Linked DNA regions of Homo sapiens: regions 1 and 3 are each linked to region 2. The links are chromatin contacts, found by Hi-C or POLR2A ChIA-PET in ENCODE. All regions are on one chromosome and are shown on one strand. Each heading gives the region's core, a stretch centred on a gene start or an enhancer-like site at or near the end of the contact. The rest is flanking DNA. Distances are from core to core; before and after follow the strand shown. Region 1 holds the start of RHOXF1-AS1 (RHOXF1 antisense RNA 1). Region 2 has its middle 46 kb from the start of RHOXF1-AS1. Region 3 holds the start of NKAP (NFKB activating protein).

The links. Hi-C counts contacts between places; a loop is a spot of excess contacts on that map. ChIA-PET counts read pairs that join two places held with the same protein, here RNA polymerase II (POLR2A). Pooled maps may share reads with other maps.
Region 1: a loop to region 2 is called in a map of OCI-LY7, with 2.0 times the contacts of the local background. The contact joins the promoter of RHOXF1-AS1 here to the enhancer-like site in region 2. A Hi-C loop is called at or near these places in 3 of 168 maps with a recorded cell type or tissue (Caco-2, K562 and OCI-LY7), 1 of 37 single-sample maps with no recorded cell type and 3 of 50 pooled maps. POLR2A ChIA-PET finds 5 or more read pairs at or near these places in 2 of 52 experiments (H1 and OCI-LY7).
Region 3: a loop to region 2 is called in a map of mammary epithelial cell, with 5 times the contacts of the local background. The contact joins the promoter of NKAP here to the enhancer-like site in region 2. A Hi-C loop is called at or near these places in 2 of 168 maps with a recorded cell type or tissue (CD8-positive, alpha-beta T cell and mammary epithelial cell) and 2 of 50 pooled maps. POLR2A ChIA-PET finds 5 or more read pairs at or near these places in 2 of 52 experiments (OCI-LY7 and WTC11).

What each region holds. Positions count from the first base shown.
Region 1 is chrX:120,034,555-120,037,526 of GRCh38, forward strand. RHOXF1-AS1 (RHOXF1 antisense RNA 1) reads left to right here and starts at 1,682. Exons shown (of 5, transcript NR_131238.1): 1 at 1,682-1,978.
Region 2 is chrX:119,988,941-119,992,112 of GRCh38, forward strand. It overlaps the pseudogene RHOXF1P3. Among named protein-coding and RNA genes, the nearest start is that of RHOXF1-AS1, 46 kb to the right of the region's middle. Within about 2 kb of position 1,676, at least 2 of the 41 ENCODE cell types and tissues checked have a DNase peak (open chromatin) inside an H3K27ac peak, as active enhancers do.
Region 3 is chrX:119,941,926-119,945,303 of GRCh38, forward strand. NKAP (NFKB activating protein) reads right to left here and starts at 1,826. Exons shown (of 9, transcript NM_024528.4): 1 at 1,295-1,826. The coding sequence starts at 1,680. RefSeq lists an enhancer at 1,563-2,063.

The DNA of each region.
Region 1 (2,972 bases), core at 432-2,931, 46 kb after region 2:
TTGAGCTAAAGAGGATTGTTCCTAGGCCTTGAAATCTAATGGAATTAGCTATGCTAATTATTTATTTATTTACTTTTTTGAGATGAAATCTCATTCTGTCACGCAGGCTGGAGTGCAGTGGTACAATCTCAGCTCACTGCAACCTCCACCTGCCAGGTTCAAGCAATTCTCCTGCCTCAGCTTCCTGAGTAGCTGGGATGACAGGAACTCACCACAATGCCCCTCTAATTTTTGTATTTTAGTAGAGACGAGGAGGGGGGTTTCACCATGTTACCCAGGCTGGTCTCGAACTCCTGACCTCAAGTGATCCACTCACCTCAGCATCACAAAGTGCTGGGATTATAGGCGTGAGCCACCACACCTGGCCCTGCCATGCTAAATTTTGAACTTACTTGGGACAAGAAACCACTTTATGCCTCCCATATTCATTCTTTTGGAATGGTAATGTCTTGTAAAAGGAAAATAAATCTCAGGACTCCAAAATCATTAAGCCAAAGGGAAAAGTCAAGCTGGGAACTGCATCAGGCAAACCTACCTCCCATTTTATTCTTAAATAAGATAGCTACAAACAAAAAAAAAAGCTACATACATGTCTCACAATTTGTCCACTGGGACATTCCTTTTGAGCCCCAAGATGTTTACCTTAAAATGGTTCTGTTGAATTTTACCCTGACAATGTAAATTGATAGCTTATCTTCACAGGTTCTAGACAAAGAACAGAACTCAAAGTCATCCTTCTGTTCATCTGAGACAGATGCATATCTGATTGCTTTCCTAATGTAAAAATGCAGATTCACTGAGCTGACAAAGGCATAAGTAACTATTCCTCTACCCTTCTCTCACATGTAAACTGTGTATTCAGTGAAAGGTTTATCAAACACTCAAAATAATGCAACCATTTGTCTGTTATCTACCCACACCTTTAATTTTTTTTCCTTTTCCCCCAATATCTGCCCTTTTGCCTTTAAATACTGAAGTCCACAAAATCTTCTTTGGAAAAAGGCATAGACCTGCCTTCCAGATGCATGTTCTTAACCTTGGTAAAATAAAATTTCCAAGTTAATTGAGACCTAGCTCAGATACTTTTTGGTTTACAAATTGGTAACCACCAAGGGATTCTGAGTGGAGGTGCCCCTGACCTTTGACAAATCTTCTATTACTGCTTGGTACCAGCTTGAGATATCTTTATTGCTCAAATCAATAGGCAGATTTGCTGAGGCCTGGGAACTTCCCCCCTCCAGACAATCCCTTGTAGCAGGACGAGCTGCAGACAAAATCTTTCAGACACTGAGTTGTAGAAGGAAGGGCTTTATTCAGCTGGGAGCATCGGCAAGCTACTGTCTTAAAATCCGAGCTCCTCGAGTGCACAGTTTCTGTCCTTTTTAAGGGCTCATAACACTAAAGATTTCACATGAAAGGGTCGTGATTGATTGAGCAATCTAGGGGGTATGTGACAGGGGCTTCATGCACCGGTAGTCAGAGTGAAACAGAACAGAGCAGGGAGTTTCACAGCGTTCTTCCATACAATGTCTGGAATCTATGGATAACATCGGTTGCTAAGTCATGAGTTGATTTTTAACTACTAGGTTTAGGCCAGGCAGGCCCAGGCCTGGTTTCAGTTCTGGTTTTGGGTCTGGTGCCTGGCTGCCTGCCCTTGGTTTCACTTCCTTGTTTTTTTCTTAAAACAGGTACTGAGTATAAAACAATATAAAACAATATGAGAGGGTCCGTCTCTTCCCTCACCCTGATCTCCCCAAATTTGGTCGATATCTAAGGTTTTTTTTTGCTGTACAACTCCTTTTCTGGAGTTTTACTCACTTTCAACAAGGAAGGTGAGTTTTCCTGCTTCCATGATGATGGAGGGCAGGCAACTCCTTTCTGGAGTTTCAGCTCAATTCCAACAGGGAAGGCGAGTTGGAGTTTTTTTCCTGCTTATAGGCTGGTAGAGAGCAGTGTTGAGCCTGGACTCCATTCCTAGGTAAGTAGCTGAATTGGGGTTTTATCTTGAAAATTCTCCTTAATGACCTAAAGTTAAGATTAACAACCAGCAGCTCTTAATTTCTCCTTACCATTAGAGTGCTCAGGAATTGTATACATAGTATGATCATTTGTTTGTTTTGCCAAACTGTTTTTTCATTTATTTGTTTGTTTTGTTGTTTTGGTCTTTTTCCCATTGGATTTGACTAACTCTACCCAACTATATCAAATGTGAAGGAAAGTTACAAATGGTGAGGAACAACGCCTCTGCATTGGGTAAATTCCTGCAGCTGGGGGGGAAAAGGGAAAAGGATAAACAGCCATCAACAGGAAAAAAGAAAGATTTTGACTACCTGAGGGGCTTTATTTACATAACAAGGCCACCTTTTGCTAGCCAAGCCAAACTGTGCTCCACACTGCAGTTCTGTAGCTAAGGTTTTGCCCTTTTTTCCACCACAACAGCCTGGGTTTGGTTCCTAAATCAAGTTCTTTCTGGTTTGATATTTGTGTTATTTTTGAAATATCAGCAATTTGTTCCAGCTAAAATAGGGTAGTGAGATTTAGAAGAATTTTTTAAGAGCTTAGTGGCTAAAAGTCAGTTTAATTAAAAGCTAATATCCACGATGTGTGTGTGTGTGTGTATATTTAAAAGGCCTTTATGGTTTTTTGTTTTGTTTTGTTTGTTTGAGAAGGAGTTTCACTCTTGTTGCCCAGGCTGGAGTGCAATGGTGCGATCTTGGCTCACTGCAACCTCTACCTCCCGGGTTCAAGCAATTCTCCTGCCTCGGCCTCCCAAATAGCTGGGATTACAGGCATACGACACCACACCCAGTTAATTTTGTATTTTTAGTAGAGATGGGATTTCTCCATGTTGGTCAGGCTGGTCTCAAACTCCCGACAACCTCAGGTAATCTGCCTTCCTCAGCCTCCCAAAATGCTGGGATTACAGGCGTAAGCCACCGTGCCTGGCCTGTTTTTTTTTTCTCTCCTAGTAC
Region 2 (3,172 bases), core at 426-2,925:
GATTAAAATCATTGTAGGTCTCTCACATAGTAACTGATCCCAGGCCAAATTTCATCTCAGAGTGTCTGGCCACGAGAAGGGTGAGGTCTACAGAACCCTGCAAGCGGCAGCCTGAGGAGGAGACGTCTTGGTTAATGTCAGGGAGAGTCTGTGGGGGTGAAATTCCTTGACAGCATTTTCAGAGTGAATTGTTCAACCAACCATCTTGTAGCTGGTTTCCTCTCTATCCTCCTGGAACAGGAGAAAGGAGAGACTTACCTGTCTAGCACAGTGGGCGAAGTGAGTGGGTGTACCTTTATGGGCCTATGAAAATGGTTTATTTTATTAAATGGGTCTGATGGCAATGGTGTTTATCATGGCAAAAAAAAAAAAAAGGATAAATAATCCCAATATTCAGGAAACCAACTCATTCCAAGGAACAATTCTTATTTTTAATTAATTAATTAATTAATTAATTTTTATTTATTTATTTTTTTAGAGCCAGGGTTTCATTGAGTCACCCACGCTGGAGTGCAGTGGTGTGATCATAGCTCACTGCAGCCTCCAATGCCTGGGGTTAAGCGATCCCCCCACCTCAGCCTCCTGAATAGCTTGCACGACAGCGCATGACACCATGCCCAACTATTTTGTTTTTTATTTTTTTAGAGATGGGTTTTTTTCTATTTTGCTCAGGTTGGTCTCAAACTCCTGGTCTCAAGCGATTCTCCCGCCGAAGCCACAGGAGGAGCTAGTATTTACAGGCGCGCACAACCGAGCCCAGAATCGTACGGGGGCACGATTTTTAAATTTTTTTGTTTTGAAATACAGGGTCTCGCTCTGTCGCCCAGGCTGGAGTGCAGTGGCTGGAGTGCAGTGGCGTTATCATAGTTCACTATAACCCACATCCTGCATCGTCCTGAGGCACACTTCTTAAGGGAAAAACATAGAGGTCCCAATCGGCCCTGGCTCTTTTTTATTTGACATTTATCAGTAGGGAGCAAAAGGTCAGAATGATAGTTCTAGACAAAGAGTAGGAAATGAGAAGCAGGAGGAGGAGGATGGGTAACAGAAGTGGGTGAGGATGGAGGGAAGACGGGAGCTAACCCAAGTCCCCAGCGCCTGCCCAGCACAGTGAACACTGGCACTTCTGCAGAGGGCTTGCAACCTAAGGCGCCAGAGCCCAGCATAGCTTAGCAGACATTGCATGCTCCACAGTCGCGTCTAGCGCCAAAGGAAGGGCCACTTGCAGTGTAAGCCTTCTGGGATGCACTAAACACCAGGCAGGGTTCTATGTGTACTCTGACGTGGAGTACCTGGAGCTTTTGCAAGGGGCGTGTTAGGTTTCTTGCAACTTGCACCTGAGCATCCAGAGTGCTCTGCAAATCCCAGCCCCAAACTTCTGCTTCCACAGATCTCCTGGAGAGCGTGGCGCACTCAACTTTCTGGACATTGCTGCAAAAACCTAGCATGCAGCCTCTGACTTCATCATTTCATCTTAATTACGGTCCGATTCGCGGACTTTGGGTGGGAACAGACCAGAGCTAGAGAGACTCATCCATTAGTTACTAACTACCCAGAGGGGAGAGCAGTGCTGGCAGTCCAAATTGCAAGGTGCGCTGCCTTCAGCGTGCGGCGTCTTCGCCCTGGAGAAGCATTACGCTGGCCCGCCTGCCTCCAGGGCCACACGGAAACGTGTTCTGCAAACTTTCTCCAAGGGCTCGGGGGCTAGATTGTGTCTCGCTCCGCTGCCTCTCCCCCTGCCTCAATTTCGACTCCTGCCAGACAGCTCAGCCCCTCCCTCTGGCAGTCACCCCGCCCGGAGTGGGAGTGGTCAACGAAGCTGCAAAATGGATCGCAAGTCCCCACACACGTCCGACCCCTCCCCGCGCCCTGACCACGAACGCATCCCTGACTTAACCGCCACACTCGGGCCGTGAGCGCCTGCCAGCAGGGCCTTCCGCCACACACACACACACACACACCGCAAGCAGCGGCGACCAGGGCAGGAGCCCACTCCCCGCCACCTGCAGGCGTCGGACCCGAAGTCCACGAGCCGGAACTCAGAGCAGGAGCCGAAGGACCCCAGCGCAGAATCCGTGGAGGCGCACGGCTTCATCCACCGCGCTCCCAGATGGGGTCCCAGCCCAGATCCGGCCACGAAGACACAGGCAACCCCGGCCTGGGTTTCCTGTTCCATGAGCTCCAGGAAGGCGACAGTCAGTGCTTGTCTGGGGACCCGGACCGGTGCTTTGGGGAACTCCCCCGGAGGGAGAGAGTTTGGGGAACTCTCCCGAGAAGGGAACTTTCCCGGAGAGGGGGGCGTGGACCGGACGCTGCTGCGCCTCCTCTCTCAGGCCGCGGTTCTATGCTGCCCTGTGCCCGCGCCAAACGCCCTGATCTCTCTCTGTCTCCTCTCTCAATCTCTCTTTGCCTTTCCTCCTTTCCAGATGCGAAGGCTGTAGGGACTTTGGTGACTGAAGCTGGAGGAGACGAGGAGAAGAAAATACGGTCCAAACCCGAGCAGGGAGCTGGAGCAGAAGAAGAAAGTCACTTCTGTGCGGGAGCTGCCGACCCCACGATCAAGGATAACCAGAAGCGCGGCGGTGGCGACCAGGAGCCCTCGCAGCAGCAGCCTGAGGCTTCCAGCCCAGGACTCCTCCGCGGAGGAGCCACAACCCCAATATTAGCGGCGTCTCTTCAGCCCCAGTGCGTTCAGCAGGTTGCACCTGAAGGAGCTAGACAGCATTTTCCCACGCTCTGAATATCTCGACGTGTTCGCTCGGTAAGCGGCTTGCTCTGGAGCTTCCCAGTTCCCAGGACTCTGGGGCTCTTCCCTGGACGCCTTTGGCTCTACCCATGTCTCTTTACCAGGCTCCAGTGCCAAGAGCTATTTAGGGGGCTCAAGGCCACTGGCTCAGGGCCGCTCTTGAGCTGTGGGATGCGGGCGATAGCAACTGGGCATCAAGGTATTTTTCAAGCAGTATAGATACGAATCAAGTTAAATATTTGCATTAAAATTATTAATCTTCGGGCTGGTGCTGTGGCTCATGCCTGTAATCCGAGCGCTCTGGGAGGGCAAGTCAGGAGGATCACTTGAGTCCAGGCGTTCAGGGCCAGGCTGACCAATATACTGAGACTTCATCTCTACAAAAAATTTTGTAAAATTAGCTGGGCATATTAGCAGCACGCACCC
Region 3 (3,378 bases), core at 576-3,075, 47 kb before region 2:
GCCAAAAAATGCATAGTTTTAAGGAGAAAGGAAAAGGCTCATAATTATTGCTGTGTAAGTCTTAATATCTTGTTTATTGTTAAATTATGTGTCAGGCACTGTACTAAGTTATTTACGTGCACTTATATGTTTAAAAAAATGAGAAACTTAGAAATATTACAGGCATTGAGAGGTAGGTTAAAGTTCCAACAGTTGGGAGATGTCTTGAGTCTTTTTCTTCCGGCAGTGGGAGGTAATAAAGTATAGTGATGAAAAGGACAGGCTCGGCAGGGCATGTGGGGTCATACCTGTAATCTCAGCACTTCCGGAGGCCAACGTGGGAGGATCACTTGAGCCCAGAAATTCGATACCAGCCTGGGCAACATGGTGAAACCCTGTCTCTACCAAAAAATACGAAAATAAGCCGGGTGTGGTGGTGCGCACCTATAGTCCCAGCTATGAGGGAGGCTGAGGTGGGAGGATCACTTGAGCCCAAGAAGGTGGAGGCTGCAGTGAGCCAAGATTGCACCACTGCACTCCAACCTGGGCGACAGAGCTAGACCCTGTCTCAAAAACAAAACAAAACAATCCCCAAGCTATGCATTTTTCCACTCCAATACTCACTTTGATTAGAGATCTAGTCTCATCCTGGCGTCATTTTTCGAGGTCAAGACTGAGACCACTTAACAAGACCTTCCTCAAAGTGGGGTCATCTATAGCTTATCAGATCACTTTTCCTACATGCATCTAATCGTCTTGTCTGAGGGGAAGGTTTATTTCCTCTCCAACTTAAACCCTTGATTTCATTCCTTCCTAATTCCCCACAAAACGTTTCTACATAAATATCCTGTTATCTCAGACCTGTAAGTTCCTTCATTCAACAAGCAATGGTTGAGCGCCTATAAAGTACCAGGCACTTAGAATTCTGTGATCAGAATTCTCCTCCGTTCACTGGCTCCTCCTTTCCATGAGCTCAGTCTAGTGGGGAATACAAATATATTCACGAATGATAATGACACAACCAGGTAAATGCTACAGTTCTGGTAGGTCTGAACTCTCGGCAATATTCGCTAACAAGACAGGAGGCGGAAGGGGGTAGCGGGAGACCAGGGCACTATATGAAGGGGCCTGAGGGTAAGGGAAAATGAAAAGGACGAATAAAGGGTTGTCGTGGGTGGATTAAAGAAAGGGATGAAAATGGGCGCAAGGCAAGCAGAGTGAGCGAAATGCGAATAGTCAGAAGCGGAATGAATGATAGATCGGACTCCAAAGGCACGTAGGCTCGTACAAGAGAAAGTGCGGCCGTCTCACTCACTTCTGCCGCAGGCTCTCCTCCCTCTCCTTGTCGAGGAGGCTAGGCCAAGGCTTGTCGCTCCCGTAGGGGCGCGAGTAGCTGCCGTAATAGACTGACGAGGAGGCAGAAGCGAAGGGGATGCCCCGGGGCGCAGAGGGCCGCTCTCTAGAACGCGACCGCGAGCGTGAGCGGTAGGACTGGTTTCGGGAGCCTTGGCTGAGGCCACCCAGCTGATGGGTGAGTCCATTCCGGTCCCCGGACCGAGAGCAAGAGTGCGAGCGAGAGCGGCGGCCCCGCGGGGAGCGGGCAGATTTGCTGGGCTTCGGACTCTTCGACGAACTGCGACGTCTTCCCCCCGAGCCCGAGGCCTCCCTATCCGGGCTGCGTGAGCCGGACACCGGAGCCATGGCTACTGGGGGGCCCCAGCAGCCGTGGGACAAGGGGGCGCTCTCGCGAGCCTAGGAAGATGTCTGTTGCCTTGGTTCCCGGGACCTGCCGCTGCGGAACAGCCCAAATCTGAGGAAACCTTGGACACAGTTCTGGGTACTTCTGCAAAACCCTTCCCCGGATCTAGGCGGTCGTCACCGACAGGAAGCGATGTGTGCATCAATATAAATAAGCCGGTGGGGCAACTAGATTGCGTGCATCCTTCCAGTTCCGAGTGAGGCTCCTCAAGTCTAAGCAAGAGACCAAGTTCTTTCTCAGCCTTGAACTTGAAACACTTGAAGGGAAGTATATATTTCAAACACAATATACAGTATACATTTCACTGAGTGGCCGTATGAACAAGACAGTTAATTCTGCTTGTGTTTCCTGTGCTTTCTGTGTGTATTTATATATAAATGTGTGTGTGTGTGTGTATGTCATGTATGAAAGTATGAATGTGTATTTTCTTTTTCTTTCCAATCCCAAGCAAATCGGGAGGGTTTTTCGCGACTGGGGATTAGCTATGGTGTCTAAGCCCCATATTGCCGTGTTAGCTTAGAGGGCGCAAATTTTGTTAATGACTCGCGCCTGATAAACTTCAATTAAGTTTCCCGCCTAGAGAAAAACTGCATACTTATCCCCTAGCCACCGTCTCCACCAATATGCCCCAGCAAAAGGAGGTTTTTTTTTTTTGAGACTGGAACTCACTCTGCTCACTCTGTCGCCCAGGATGGAGTACAGTGGCAAGATCTCAGCTCCCTGCAAACCTCCGCCTCCCCGGGCTCAAGCTATCCTCCCACCTCAGCCTCCTGAATAGCTGGGATTACAGGCGCATGCGACACCAAGCCTGGGTAGTTTTTTTTTTGAGGGGGGTCGGGGGAAACAGGGTTTCACCTTGTTGCCCAGGTGGTCTTGAACTCCTGGGCTCAAGCGATCCGCCAGCCTCGGCCTCCCAAAGTGCTAGGATTATAGGTGTGAGCCACTGCGTCTGGCTTGTATTTTTTTCCCCAAAAAGTGTCATTTTATTTTTTATTTTTTTATTTTTGAGACAAGGGCTCCCTCTGTCATCCAGGCTGGAGTGCAGTGGCTATCCTGGCTCACTGCAACCTCCGCCTCCCAGGTTCAAGTGATTCTCCTGCCTCAGCCTCCTGAGTAGCTGGGATTACAGACATGTGCCATCATGCACAGCTAATTTTTTATTATTTTTTAAATTTGTACAAATCTATGGGATACATGTGAAATTTTGTTACATGTATATAATGTGTAGTGATGACGTCAGGGTATTTAAGGTGTCCATTATCTGAGCACAATACATTTTTGTTAAGTGTACTCTCGGCCTGGTATGGTGGCTCACGTCTGTAATCCCAGCACTTTGGGAGGCAGAGGCGGGTGGATCACTTGAGGTCAGGAGTTTGAGACCAGCCTGGCCAACATGGCGAAACCCTGTCTCCACTAAAAATACAAAAATTAGCTGGGCCTGGTGGCACGTGCCTGTAATCTCAGCTACTAGGGTGGCTGAGGCACGAGAATCGCTTGAACCCGGGAGGCTGAGGTTGCAGTGAGCCGAGAGTGAGATTGCACCACTGCACTCCAGCCTGGGCAACAGAGTGAGACTGTGTTTCCAAAAAAAAATAGTGTACTCTCACTCTACCATGCTGTCAATATCAAACATTGAATTT